Linked DNA regions of Homo sapiens: all the other regions are linked to region 3. Evidence: chromatin contacts called from ENCODE Hi-C or POLR2A ChIA-PET data. All regions are on one chromosome and are shown on one strand. Each heading gives the region's core, a stretch centred on a gene start or an enhancer-like site at or near the end of the contact. The rest is flanking DNA. Distances are from core to core; before and after follow the strand shown.

Region 1 (3,684 bases), core at 1,185-3,684, 160 kb before region 3:
AAATCGCTTGTGGAAGTTTCATTGGTATAACCTGTGTAGAAGGCAACTGGGCAAAATCTAGAAAAATAAATTCATTTACTGTTTTGTTCAGCTTCATACTTCTAGGAATTTCTTACAGGTAGACTCATATATGTGCTAAAAGGTGTATGTATAAGATGATACACTACCAGGCTGTTTATTTTTTTATTTTATTTGAGATGGAGTCTCAAAAGGTACAAAGGGGTATAAAGTGAAAAGTTTCCCTACCCTCTGGAAGCAAATAGTATTATCAGGTATCTTTCACAGACATACAAGATGGTGTGCTGAAAAAAAAAAGATGGTGTACTGATAAGTTAGCACAGTGGCTAAGAGTAACAGGTGCTGGAGCCAGACTTCCTGGGTTCATATCCTGGTTCTACCAATTTACCAGCTGTGTGAACTTAGGAAAATTCCTCTCCGCCTCTTAGTTTATTCAGCTGTAAAACAAAGATAGTTGTCGTACCTGTCACATAGGGTTACAGTAAGAATTTAAGTGAGTAATACAGGCAAAGTTCTCTAAAGAGTACTTGACAGAAAACAGCCACAATTTAAATGTTAGCTATTCTCTGTCTGATATAACCCTTCTCTTCTCTTTGTACACAATTACCACACAGTTTGACATCTTGCATTTTTTACTTAACTAAATATCTTGGCAATCATTCCATAGTTCCATGTTATTATAATGACAGCGGCATAGTATCAGAGTTTATTTAAACAGGCTACCAACAATGAGCACTTTGGGAGTGTCCATTCTTTATCCTATTATAAACAGCCCTGGCCTGGCCCAGTGGCTCACACCTGTAATCCCAGCACTTTGGGAGGCCGAGGCAGGCAGATCACATGAGGTCAGGAGTTCATGACCACCCTAGCCAATATGGCGAAACCCCATCTCTACTAAAACTACAAAAAAAAAAAAAAAAATTAGATGGGCGTGGTGGTGAATGCCTGTAATCTCAGCTACTCAGGGAGGGTGAGGCAGGGAGAATTGCTTGAACCCGGGAGGCGGAGGTTGCAGTAAGCGGAGATCATGCCACTGCACTCCAGCCTGGGCAACAGAGTGAGACTCCGTCTCAAAAAAAAATAAAAAATAAACAGCCCAGTCATGTATTATCTTATACATATATCTTTTAGCACATGTATGAGTCTATCTGTAAGATGAATTCCTAGAAGTATGAAGGTGAACCAAACAGTAAATGAATTTGTTATTTTTTTTTTTTAGATTTTGCCCGATTGCCTTCTACACGTTATACCAATGAAACTTCCACAGGCGATTTATGAGAACGCTTGTTTCTGGCCAACCTACCAATACGGAACGTTATCAAACTTTTTGATACTCACCACCCTGAAAGATGAAAAACAGTATCTCAGTATTTTTGTTTGCTTGTTTGTTTTTGAGATGGAGTCTCGCTCTGTTGCCCAGGCTGGAGTGCAGTGGTGCAATCTCGCCTCAGTGCAACCTCCGCCTCCTGGGTTCAAGCAATTCTCCTGCCTCAGCCTCCCAAGTGGCTGGGATTACAGGCGCCTGCCACCACAGCCAGCTAATTTTTGTATTTTTAATAGAGATGGGGTTTCACTATGTTGGCCAGGCTAGTCTCAAACTCCTGACTTCAAGTGATCCACTGTCCACTTCGGCCTCCCAAAGTGCTGGGATTACAGGCATGAGCCACTGCGCCTGGCCGAAGTTGAGCATCTTAAGCCCCAACTGTATTTTGGATTTTGCATCATAGCCATCACTGTTGACCTTGATGGGCCTAGTTTTAGTCGCAGGAAGGAGGGTTATTCCAATTAAGAGAGAGCTAAGGAATAAATAGGTAAAGTGGTAGAGTTCGAGTAGGCATTAATTTGACAAAGAGGAAGAAAGAAATAAGGGAGATGGCTAGATGGGGGCAGGAGTTTCAGGGTGTGCTTAAAATGCAGACTATGAAAAAGGAACCTGGAAGGCCTTGAACCGTGTTTAAACTGCAGGGACTCTGGGCACTGCCAGCTAGTAGCTGGCTGACCTTGTGAGAGTCACTTAAGCTCTCTGGGGAATTATTTTCCTCGTCTGTAAAAACGGCCTAATAGTCCCTACAACGTAGGACTTCTGTAAGCATTAAATGAGTGAACATGTTTAACAAACTCAGAAAAGAGCCTGGCAAAGTTGTCACACTGTAGGACCGAGCAGGGAGGTCTCCTCTCCCCGGCCCTCGACTTGTGTTTTCCCAACGCATATTCCCGCACGCTCTCACGGCTCCAGCCTCCGGGCCGGAATGGCTGCCGGTGAGACTGTGGTACAACCCGCTGTGCGCAGGCGCGTGGCGGGCAAGGAGGGGGCGCGAGGGGCGGGGCTGCAGCCGCCTGGGCTGTTCCAACGAGCGCGCGCCGCCCCCGCCGCGCCCCGCGCCGCCCTTGCTAGCCGAGCCTCCCGCCCCCTGCATTGCTGATGCTGCTGCTGGCGGACATGGACGTGGTGAATCAGGTACGCGCTCCAGCACCGTGGACAGAGCCCGCCGCCGCCCGGCTGCCTAGGCCGGGTCGCTCAGGCCAGCCGACTCTGGGAGGTGGTGGCCAGGGTCTGGCAGCGGAGACCCGGTCCCCGGCGCTGGGGATGGGGGTCTGCGGCAGGTGAAGGGGAGGAAGGGGGAGGTGGAGAAAAGGAGTGCGCTCTTTGCCGCAGCGAGGGCCGTCCTCACTGCCGCAGCGGGGGCCCCCGGAGCCCCGTTTATTACTGGCGACCGCGAGGGGAGGAATAGGGGCCTGGGGGCTGGAGTGAGGGCAAGGGACAAGGGGAGGGGAGAGTGGAAGGAAGATGGGGGGTGCTGCGGATAAGCTAGGAAATAGAGCGACAGAAGGTGTGGGGGCGGGGATGGGGGAGAGGGCTGGCACCCGCCCCTCCCAAACAGAGACTGTACCCCCATAGGCGACCACCCCTTCCCCCAGAGCACACCTAGGGGACAATCCGGTTTTACTCCTTCCAAAACCCCCAGCCTCCTCACCCCCAACACATAGCGACTGAAGCCGTGTCCCAGCCCTCCCCCACCTTAATCAGTCCAGACCCTCTCCGCCATGTCTCTCGTCTTTGCCACCTCAGAAACTCACCCCCAATCAGTCCCAACCCTTCCCCATCCCCATCACCTCAAATATCTACCGCCACCGCCGTCTAACACACCTTTACCCCTGCAGACCCTTCCCCCACCTGAGCCAAACCGACTCCTGCCCCGTTATGACTCACCTTCACCATCACAACCCCCCCACCCGAATGCACCCCACTCCATCCCCATTCTCTACCCGAACCCCTTCCCCATCCGACTCGCCTTTACGTTTCAAACCTGCTCCCCCTCCTTAACTAGTCCTGACCTCATCCCCATCTCCCTCACCCCCGACTTCCTCTGCCATCTGACTCACCATCTCTTCAGACCTTCCCACCAGTCCTTGGACCCTGGGGCTCACACCATCCCCAAGGTGTCACTTTCTCCTTCTCACCCTCTCCCCGAGGTCACATGCTCCATCCCCTGGGGTCATTGATGGGCAGCCTTGCCGCTCACCTCCCTGTACCTCCAACAACCCCACCCCTTCCCCACTGTTTCTCTCCTCAGCTGGTGGCTGGGGGTCAGTTCCGGGTGGTCAAGGAGCCCCTCGGCTTTGTGAAGGTGCTGCAATGGGTGAGTGTGGTCCGGGCTGTTGGGG
Region 2 (3,684 bases), core at 10-2,509, 190 kb before region 3:
AAGACTAGATTTTAGGAGGCTGCTGTTTTCAGAAGTTCCAAATGTCAGGGTCCCTGGGTATCAAGATCCCTGAATATCAAGACCACCTAGTTTCAAGCAATACAAAAATCAGACTCCCTAGATGTTGGCATCCTGGGTTTTTAGGGCCTCTGAACGGAGGAGTCTTCGTGCGTCAGGGTGACCAAATGCTGATGTCAGATTTTAGAATTCTGGGTTTTTTTGGCTGGGCGTGGTGGCTCACACCTGTAATCCCAGCACTTTGGGAGGCGGAGGCGGGCAGATCACTTGAGGTCAGGAGTTGGAGACCAGCCTGACCAACATGGTGAAACCCTGTCTCTGCTAAAAATACAAAAATTAGCCGGGCAAGGTGGCGCACGGCTGTAATACCAGCTACTTGGGAGGCTGAGGCAGGAGAATCACTTGAACCTGGGAGGCGGAGGCTGCAGTGAGCTGAGATCACCCCACTGCACTCCAGCCTAGGCGACAGAGCGAGACTCCATCTCGGAAAAGGAAAAAAAAAAAAAAGAATCCTGGGTTTTTTTAAGCCCCAGGTGTTTGGGGAACTGGAGTTTGAAGGATCCCAAGTATCTGGTCCAGGGATTTTTTGGAGTCCCCGAGTGCCAGGGTCCTGGGGTTTTACGCTCCCTGGTTCTTAGGGCACAGGTGTCTTAGGGTCTCCAGATAACAGGGTCTCAGGGAACTGATGTTAAGATTCCCCAGATTACAGGGTTCCGGGTCTTGAGGTTTCAAGGTTGTAACGTCTCAAGGTGTCTGGGTCCCAGAGCTTTGGGTGTACCAAATATCATGGTTAAAGGATTTGGGAGGCCTCTGATGTCGGTGTCAGGGAGGGCGGTGTGTGTGTGCGTGTGTGTGTGTGTGTGTGTGTGTGTGTGTGTGTGTGTAAGGGGGTGAGGGTCTTAGGATCCTGGAGTTGGAGCCCTGAATGTCAGGATCCCGGGTTTTAAGGTTCCCGGGAAACGGGGTCCTGGGCTTTAGAGTCCCGGATGTGGGCTTCGGGGGTGGGCGGGGGCTCTGTCCTTACGTGCCGGCCTGGCGCAGCGAATGGATGAGGATTCGGTCCGCCTCCTCCATGGTGGAGCCGTGTCGGAGTCGGGGGCTGGGTCCAGGACCGGGTCCGAGAAAGTGGGGAGCAGCTGTAGAAACCCTGCTCCGTGCTCGCGGTCCACAGAGTGTCACGGGTCGTGTGGGGAGAGTTGGAAAGTGTAGTTCTGTGAGCGAGCACGGCGCATGCCGGATGTGAGGCCTGGGGTGAGTGTGCACGGAGGTTGAGCTTGCAATAGCTGCTGGGAACTGTAGTTCTTCCACCTGCAGTCCAGTGGGCTCTTCCAAGGGAAAAAGGAACAACCCGTGTGGTGGGGAGTGGAGGGGCCGGACAGAAAGGGGCTTCCTGACTCATTCGTTTAAGGCGGCATTCATCTTCTAGGCTATAAAAGTGTACACATTAAGGGCAGAATTTTAACACAAAGCGACTACTTCCCTGTGTCTTAGTCTCCTCATCTGTAAAATGGGACTATTGACAGTACCTGCTTTTTAGGATTAAAACAGAATTAATTTATATAAAGCACGTTGTACTATGTGCCTGACACATAAGATAAGAAAGCACTATGTAAGTTATAGTTACTAGTGTCCATGCATTCAATAAATGCTTTAATATGATACACATTTGTACACTCCAAAGAATAATTACACAGCAAATATCTATGTAACCGGCTGGGTGCAGTGGCTCACGCCTGTAATCCCAGCACTTTGGGAGGCCGAGTCGGGTGGATCACCTGAGGTCAGGAGTTCGAGACCAGCCTGGCCAACATGGTGAAACCCCCTCTCTACTAAAATGAGAAAAATTAGCCAGGCATGGTGGCACATGCCTGTAGTCCCAGCTACTCGGGAGGCTTAGGCAGGAGAATCACTTGAACTGGGGAAGCGAAGGTGGCAGTGAGCTGAGATTGCGCCATTACACTCCAGCCTGGGCAACAGAGCGAGACTCCGTCTCTAAATAAATAAATAAAGCAAAAGAAATCTATGTAACCATTTCTTGAACAGCCGACGCGCACCTGCAATCCCAGCAGTTTTGGAGGCCAAGGCGGGAGGATCGCTTGAGGTCAGGAGTTTGAGACCGGCATGGGCAATACAGCAATACACCATCTCTTAAAAAAAAAAAAAAAATTGACACTTGTCCAAGCAGACGTCCCCAGCAGAGCCAGCCAGCATGACCGAGCGCCGCGTCCCCTTCTCGCTCCTGCGGGACCCCAGCTGGGACCCCTTCCGCGACTGGTACCCGCACAGTCGCCTCTTTGACCAGGCCTTCGGGCTGGTCGCAGTGGTTGGGCACCAGCTGCTGGCCCCGCTACGTGCGTCCCCTGCCCCCGCCGCGGTCGAGAGCCCCGCGGTGGCCGCGCCCGCCTACAGCTACGCGCTCAGCCGGCAGCTCAGCGGCGGGGTCTCGGAGAATCGGCCCACAGCGGACCGCTGGCGCGTATCCCTGGACATCAACTACTTCGCCTCCGACGAGCTGACGGTCAAGACCAAGGATGGCATGGTGGAGATCACCAGCAAGCACGAGGAGCGGCAGGACGAGCATGGCTACATCTCCCGATGCTTCACCCGGAAATACACGCTGCCCCCCGGTGTGGACCCCACCAAGGTCTCCTCCTCCCTGTCCCCTGAGGGCACACTGACCGTGGAGGCCCCCATGCCCAAGCTAGCCACGCAGTCCAACGAGATCACCTTGGAGTCACGGGCCCAGCTTGGGGGCCTAGGAGCTGCGAAATCCGACCAGTCTGCAGCCAAGTAAAAGCCTTAGCCCGGATGCCCACCCCGGCCGCCGCCACTAGCCGTGCCCCCGCACCCACCTGTGTGTTCTTTTGATAGGTTTATCTTCTGTTGTTCTCAAATAAAGTTCGAAGCAACCCAAAATTTAAAAAAAAAATAGTTGGGCATGGTAGTGCACACCTGCAGTCCCAGCTACAGAGGCTGAGGTCAGAGGATCACTTGAGCACAGGAATTCAACGCTACTGTGAGCTATGATCACGCCACTGCACTCCAGCCTGGGTGACAGAGCAAGACCCTGTCTCTAAAAATAATAATAATTGATAATATTTGATCTTTTTTCCATAGAGATATTGCACATATATTAGGTTTTTCCTACATACTTCGAATTCCATATACTACTGGAAAATGACATCGTTTTTCTTATTTTAGTTTGACTGTTTGCTGCAGGTATATATTTGGTAAATATTTCATCTGTTGCCAGGCTCTGGCCCACAAACGTCCCATTTGCACCCCCACCGCCACCCTCCCATACAACACTGTTATTGCCCCGCCCTGCGGCCTTAATCCCTCCAAAGCTGGGGGAAGAGAGGGGGGTTGTGTGCAGATGGCCCTTCAATCTCGAAAGAAAGATGTCGGAATCTGAAGGCGGGAAAGGTGAGAGAATCCTTCCATCCCTGCAGACCCTTGGAGCAAGGTAGAGCCCCTCTGACCCACCCATTGCCCACCCAGACCCCACCCCCAGAGAGCCTCTAGGGGACAAGAACCACATCACCCTGTTCCCCATCCCAGCCAGCCCCAAACAGCCTCTCTGCCACCAGAGCCCTAACGCTCAGCCTGACCCAGACACCACCCCCCATGGCCTCTCAGCCTCATCCACAGCCTTAGTTCCCAAAG
Region 3 (3,756 bases), core at 428-2,927:
ATGTATTCTTTTTTCTTTTTTTTTTTTTTTTGAGACTGAGTCTCACTCTGTCACCCAGGCTGCAGTGCAGTGACACTATCTTGGTTCACTGCAACCTCTGCTTCCCGGTTCAAGGGATTCTCCTGCCTCAGCCTCCCGAGTAGTTGGGATTACAGGCGCCCGCCACCACGCCCGGCTAATTTTTTGTATTTTTAGTAGAGACGGGGTTTCACCGTGTTGGCCAGGCTGGTCTCAAACTCCTGACCTCAGGTGATCCACCCGCCTCGGCCTCCCAAAGTGCTGGGATTACAGGCATGAGCCACCGCGCCCGGCCAGAAGTCATCTTTATTATGTAGAGGTTTCCCCCTTGTACGAGATGGTTGTGTGTGAGTATGGATGAGTTTACGAAAGCAACTGACAGACCTGTGAAATAATGATGCCAATACAGGAAGGTCCAAGGTAAATGAAAGCCCGGTGAAATTCCTGGAGGCGCAACTCAGGGTGGGGTCTTGGGATGTCAGGAAAGAGGAAGGGAAGGCTGTAGGTCTGGGTGTTTTGTGAGCTATTTGCACCTGAGGATATATGAGTGAGACCCTCCGCCTTGTGCGAGCCGGCTTGCATGCGTCTGGCATACAGAAGCGCTCAGTGAATGTTGAATAAGTGAACAAATGAGTGAATCAACTAATTTTGGGAAGCTTCTTGTATGCCAAACAACCTGCTAGCACTTTTCATACATTATCTTTAATCCTCAGAACAACCCTGCCAGACAGGTATTTTGACCCCCATTTAACAGGCCAGGAAAGCTGAGGCTGGGAGAGGGGAGGTCCCCTTCCCTATTCAAACCTGGATCTTTGTGATTCCAGAAGTCGTCATTCACCGAAGGGACCAGATTCATTCACCCGTCAAGAATTTATTAAGCACATATTGCGCAGCGCAATGAACATAGTACAACCGCTCTCGATGGCATGGAACAGGCGGAATACTCCCGGAAGACCAGCTGGGCGGCTGGACTGCGGACAGCGAAAGGGGGGGGTTTCTGGCCCGCACCTTCAGGGAATGTAGCTGCCTCTGCCTCATAGTTATGGCTTTGGCTGAGAGAGCACAGCCAGATCGAGGTTGGAGCGCGGTCTAGGGCTCAGATATTACAAATATTGGCCGAAAGAGGGCGCGGTTCCGCAGCTAAAAGCTTGGCCAGGAGACCCTCCGTGCGCCGACTGGCCATCGATGCGCAGGCGCAGAGGACCCAAGGAGCGGCTTAATATTACCTTGCAGAGGGATAATTTGAGAAGAGAGGGCGTGGCTCCGAAAGCGACGCAAACATAGAGGCGTGGTTCAACCAAATCAACCCTCGCCTATTTGTCGCTGCCCCTGAGGGCGTGGTCTGGGTGCTGCTTCTCGGAATGAGGGCGGGCCGAATCGCGTTTTTCCTCCGCGTCGGAGGCGTCGCTTAGGGTGGGCCCTCGAATCGCCGTTCAGCGATTGGCCGCCTCGCTAATGGGTCGTGGCCAGACGGGCCATCCATCCCCAGTGCGGTCACTTCCTGTGGAGTTTCCCCATCCCTGGGAGGAGGGAGGAGGGGGAAGAAGACGAGGGGGAGGAGGGCGGTCGTCCGGGGTTAGGTTGAGGGGGGGCGTCGGTCCGTTCTGGGCGGGGGATGACTCACAGCCCATCCCATCTCCCCGACGCCGCCCGCCCGCGCAGTGCTAGCTCCATGGCTTAGCGGAGGAGGCGGCGGTGGCGAGCTGGGGGGAGGGGGGACTCTTATTTTGTTAGGGGGACCGGGCCGAGGCCCGACCGGCCTGGCAGGGCTCGCCCGGGGCCGGGCGTCATGTCTCATGCGGCCGAACCAGCTCGGGATGGCGTAGAGGCCAGCGCGGAGGGCCCTCGAGCCGTGTTCGTGCTGTTGGAGGAGCGCAGGCCGGCCGACTCGGCTCAGCTGCTCAGGTGCGGGGCCGCCTGGGGCTGGGAGTGCCGACTGGGGCTCCCAGGGGCCTGATCTCGGGGGCAGTGGGGGCCCCGGACTGGGATTGGAGGCCCTCGGCCTAGCCTTGGAGGACGTCGGGGCGCCCGTCTTGGGGGGGCACCTAAGGAATCCGGCAGTGGCCTGCTTGGATTGTGGCTTTATTAAAGGAGTCGTGGGAGTGCATTAAGCGGGGTCTGGGTCAGGTTTGGGGAGCCCTTGACTGCGTCTAGAGGGGCCTATTCTGGAGTATCCAGAAACTGGTCTGAGATAGCTGAACTTGGTAGACAGGGTCTCTGATTAGAGGCTGAATTCGGGGATTTTCAGTCGGACATGAGGGGAATGAATTTGAGGGGACACTGTCAGGTGAGGCACTGGTTTTAAGGGAATCCTAGAATCTTTTTTCCCTCAGTGTGGGAGAAGGGGTCCTGAGGGACAGAAGTGCTGTCTTGGGAGCTTGGTGCCTCTCAGTGACTGGTTGCTGTGTTTGGGGATAACATGAATCTGGAGGGATTTGGAGGTATCTCAGATATGCTGCCTGGGACCAGCCTTGTGAGTGCGTGTGAATGAACAAGAGAAGCAACATTCAGCAAGACTTGACCAGAATAATCCTTTCCCCTCTGCCCGCCTACCCAGCTGGGGCAGATCCCAAGGATAGTGGAAAAGCCCTCTTCCCACACCTGTTAAGGGCCTGAATGGAAGATAGACAGCCAGGCAGAGGGCGATGATGTTACCTCTTAGCTCAGAGGCCTCAGACCTTGTTTGGGAACCCAGAGGAGGCTCTTGTTCATGCTGCTACTCGCTCTAGCCTCTCAGCCCTTCCCACTCCCTAGCCCCACACCCCTTTTCTTTTTATCTTCTTTTCGATCTCCGAGCTCCTGGGGGTAATCTTGAATCTGTCCATAGAGCTGGAACGAGTACAGATTGCACCATCCCTGCCTGGGTGGATCCCCTCTGGCCTCTTCTCATCCTTACTTTCATCAATGGGCTTTGGAGCCCCAGCCCTCCCTGCTCACCCCAGTGCCCATCTCTTCCAACTTCTGTGCAATGGGTGTGTGAGCCCTGGGTGGGGGGGGGTCTTTGCCTCCTTTGTGCCTGGGATTGTGCTGAGCTCAGTGGCTCGCCCGAGCTTCCTCTTCCCAACTTCCTGGGTGGTTTTAGGGCTCCATCTGAGGGTGAGGAGAGGAAGGAAGACAGATCCTTGGGGAGGGGAGAGGATTCTTGTCAAGTGAAGTCACCAGCAATCTCTCAGCATTCTAAATGTTTAGCTAAATTGAAGGATGCATATTCATCCACGTGTGTGTTAACTGTCCCTTGCTCTCTGGGGCTGAGCAGAGCCTTTCTGTATATCGATTCACCATCTTCTAATTCCTCTGTAACAACCTAGATCATCGCAGTAGTGGACATAGTTAAAGGGATGGGTGTATATGGCTTCTTATTTTGTGCGCCAGTGGGTGTTAGTGTTGGGGGTGTGTGTGTGTTTTGATCTATCCAAAAAAACAGGAGAAGGCTGGGCAGGCTCCTCCGGTAAGAAAAGAATGCTTGTATAAAGTGGATCAACCACCCAAATTCTCCCTCTTGTAAATCCAGTCTGTTGGAGCGAGGGGAGCCTTTGATATTTCTATTTTATATTTAGGCATGTGTTGGCATCCCATGAACTCTGGCTGGGGCTGGGAGAAACTCATTTGTGAAATGGTAGATCTTTACGTCAAGTGAATTATTTCCAGTTCTCTTTGTGATGCATTCAGTTTGTGTTACAAGGGACTGTTATGCTGAGGGATGCCCCTACTTGCTCTGTGTGTGTGTGTGTGTACACA

The links. Hi-C counts contacts between places; a loop is a spot of excess contacts on that map. ChIA-PET counts read pairs that join two places held with the same protein, here RNA polymerase II (POLR2A). Pooled maps may share reads with other maps.
Region 1: a pooled map shows a loop between it and region 3 (9-fold over the local background). The contact joins the promoter of SYP here to the promoter of TFE3 in region 3. A Hi-C loop is called at or near these places in 1 of 168 maps with a recorded cell type or tissue (naive thymus-derived CD4-positive, alpha-beta T cell), 1 of 37 single-sample maps with no recorded cell type and 14 of 50 pooled maps. POLR2A ChIA-PET finds 5 or more read pairs at or near these places in 5 of 52 experiments (BJ, Caco-2, HEK293 and 2 more).
Region 2: a loop to region 3 is called in a pooled map, with 5 times the contacts of the local background. The contact joins the promoter of CCDC22 here to the promoter of TFE3 in region 3. A Hi-C loop is called at or near these places in 5 of 50 pooled maps. POLR2A ChIA-PET finds 5 or more read pairs at or near these places in 2 of 52 experiments (activated CD8-positive, alpha-beta memory T cell and naive thymus-derived CD8-positive, alpha-beta T cell).

The regions. Positions count from the first base shown.
Region 1 is chrX:49,198,943-49,202,626 of GRCh38, reverse strand. It overlaps SYP (synaptophysin), which reads left to right and starts at 2,434. Exons shown (of 7, transcript NM_003179.3): 1 at 2,434-2,476; 2 at 3,594-3,659. The coding sequence starts at 2,441. SYP-AS1 (SYP antisense RNA 1) reads right to left here. Exons shown (of 2, transcript NR_046649.1): 1 at 3,403-3,684; 2 at 173-455. RefSeq lists silencers at 2,242-2,481, 2,552-2,601.
Region 2 is chrX:49,233,045-49,236,728 of GRCh38, reverse strand. CCDC22 (CCC complex scaffolding subunit CCDC22) reads right to left here and starts at 1,259. Exons shown (of 17, transcript NM_014008.5): 1 at 1,043-1,259. The coding sequence starts at 1,092. CACNA1F (calcium voltage-gated channel subunit alpha1 F) reads left to right here and starts at 3,389. Exons shown (of 48, transcript NM_001256789.3): 1 at 3,389-3,444. The coding sequence starts at 3,420. It also overlaps the pseudogene HSPB1P2.
Region 3 is chrX:49,041,278-49,045,033 of GRCh38, reverse strand. It overlaps TFE3 (transcription factor binding to IGHM enhancer 3), which reads left to right and starts at 1,677. Exons shown (of 10, transcript NM_006521.6): 1 at 1,677-1,923. The coding sequence starts at 1,808. RefSeq lists a silencer at 1,707-1,946 and an enhancer at 1,488-2,351.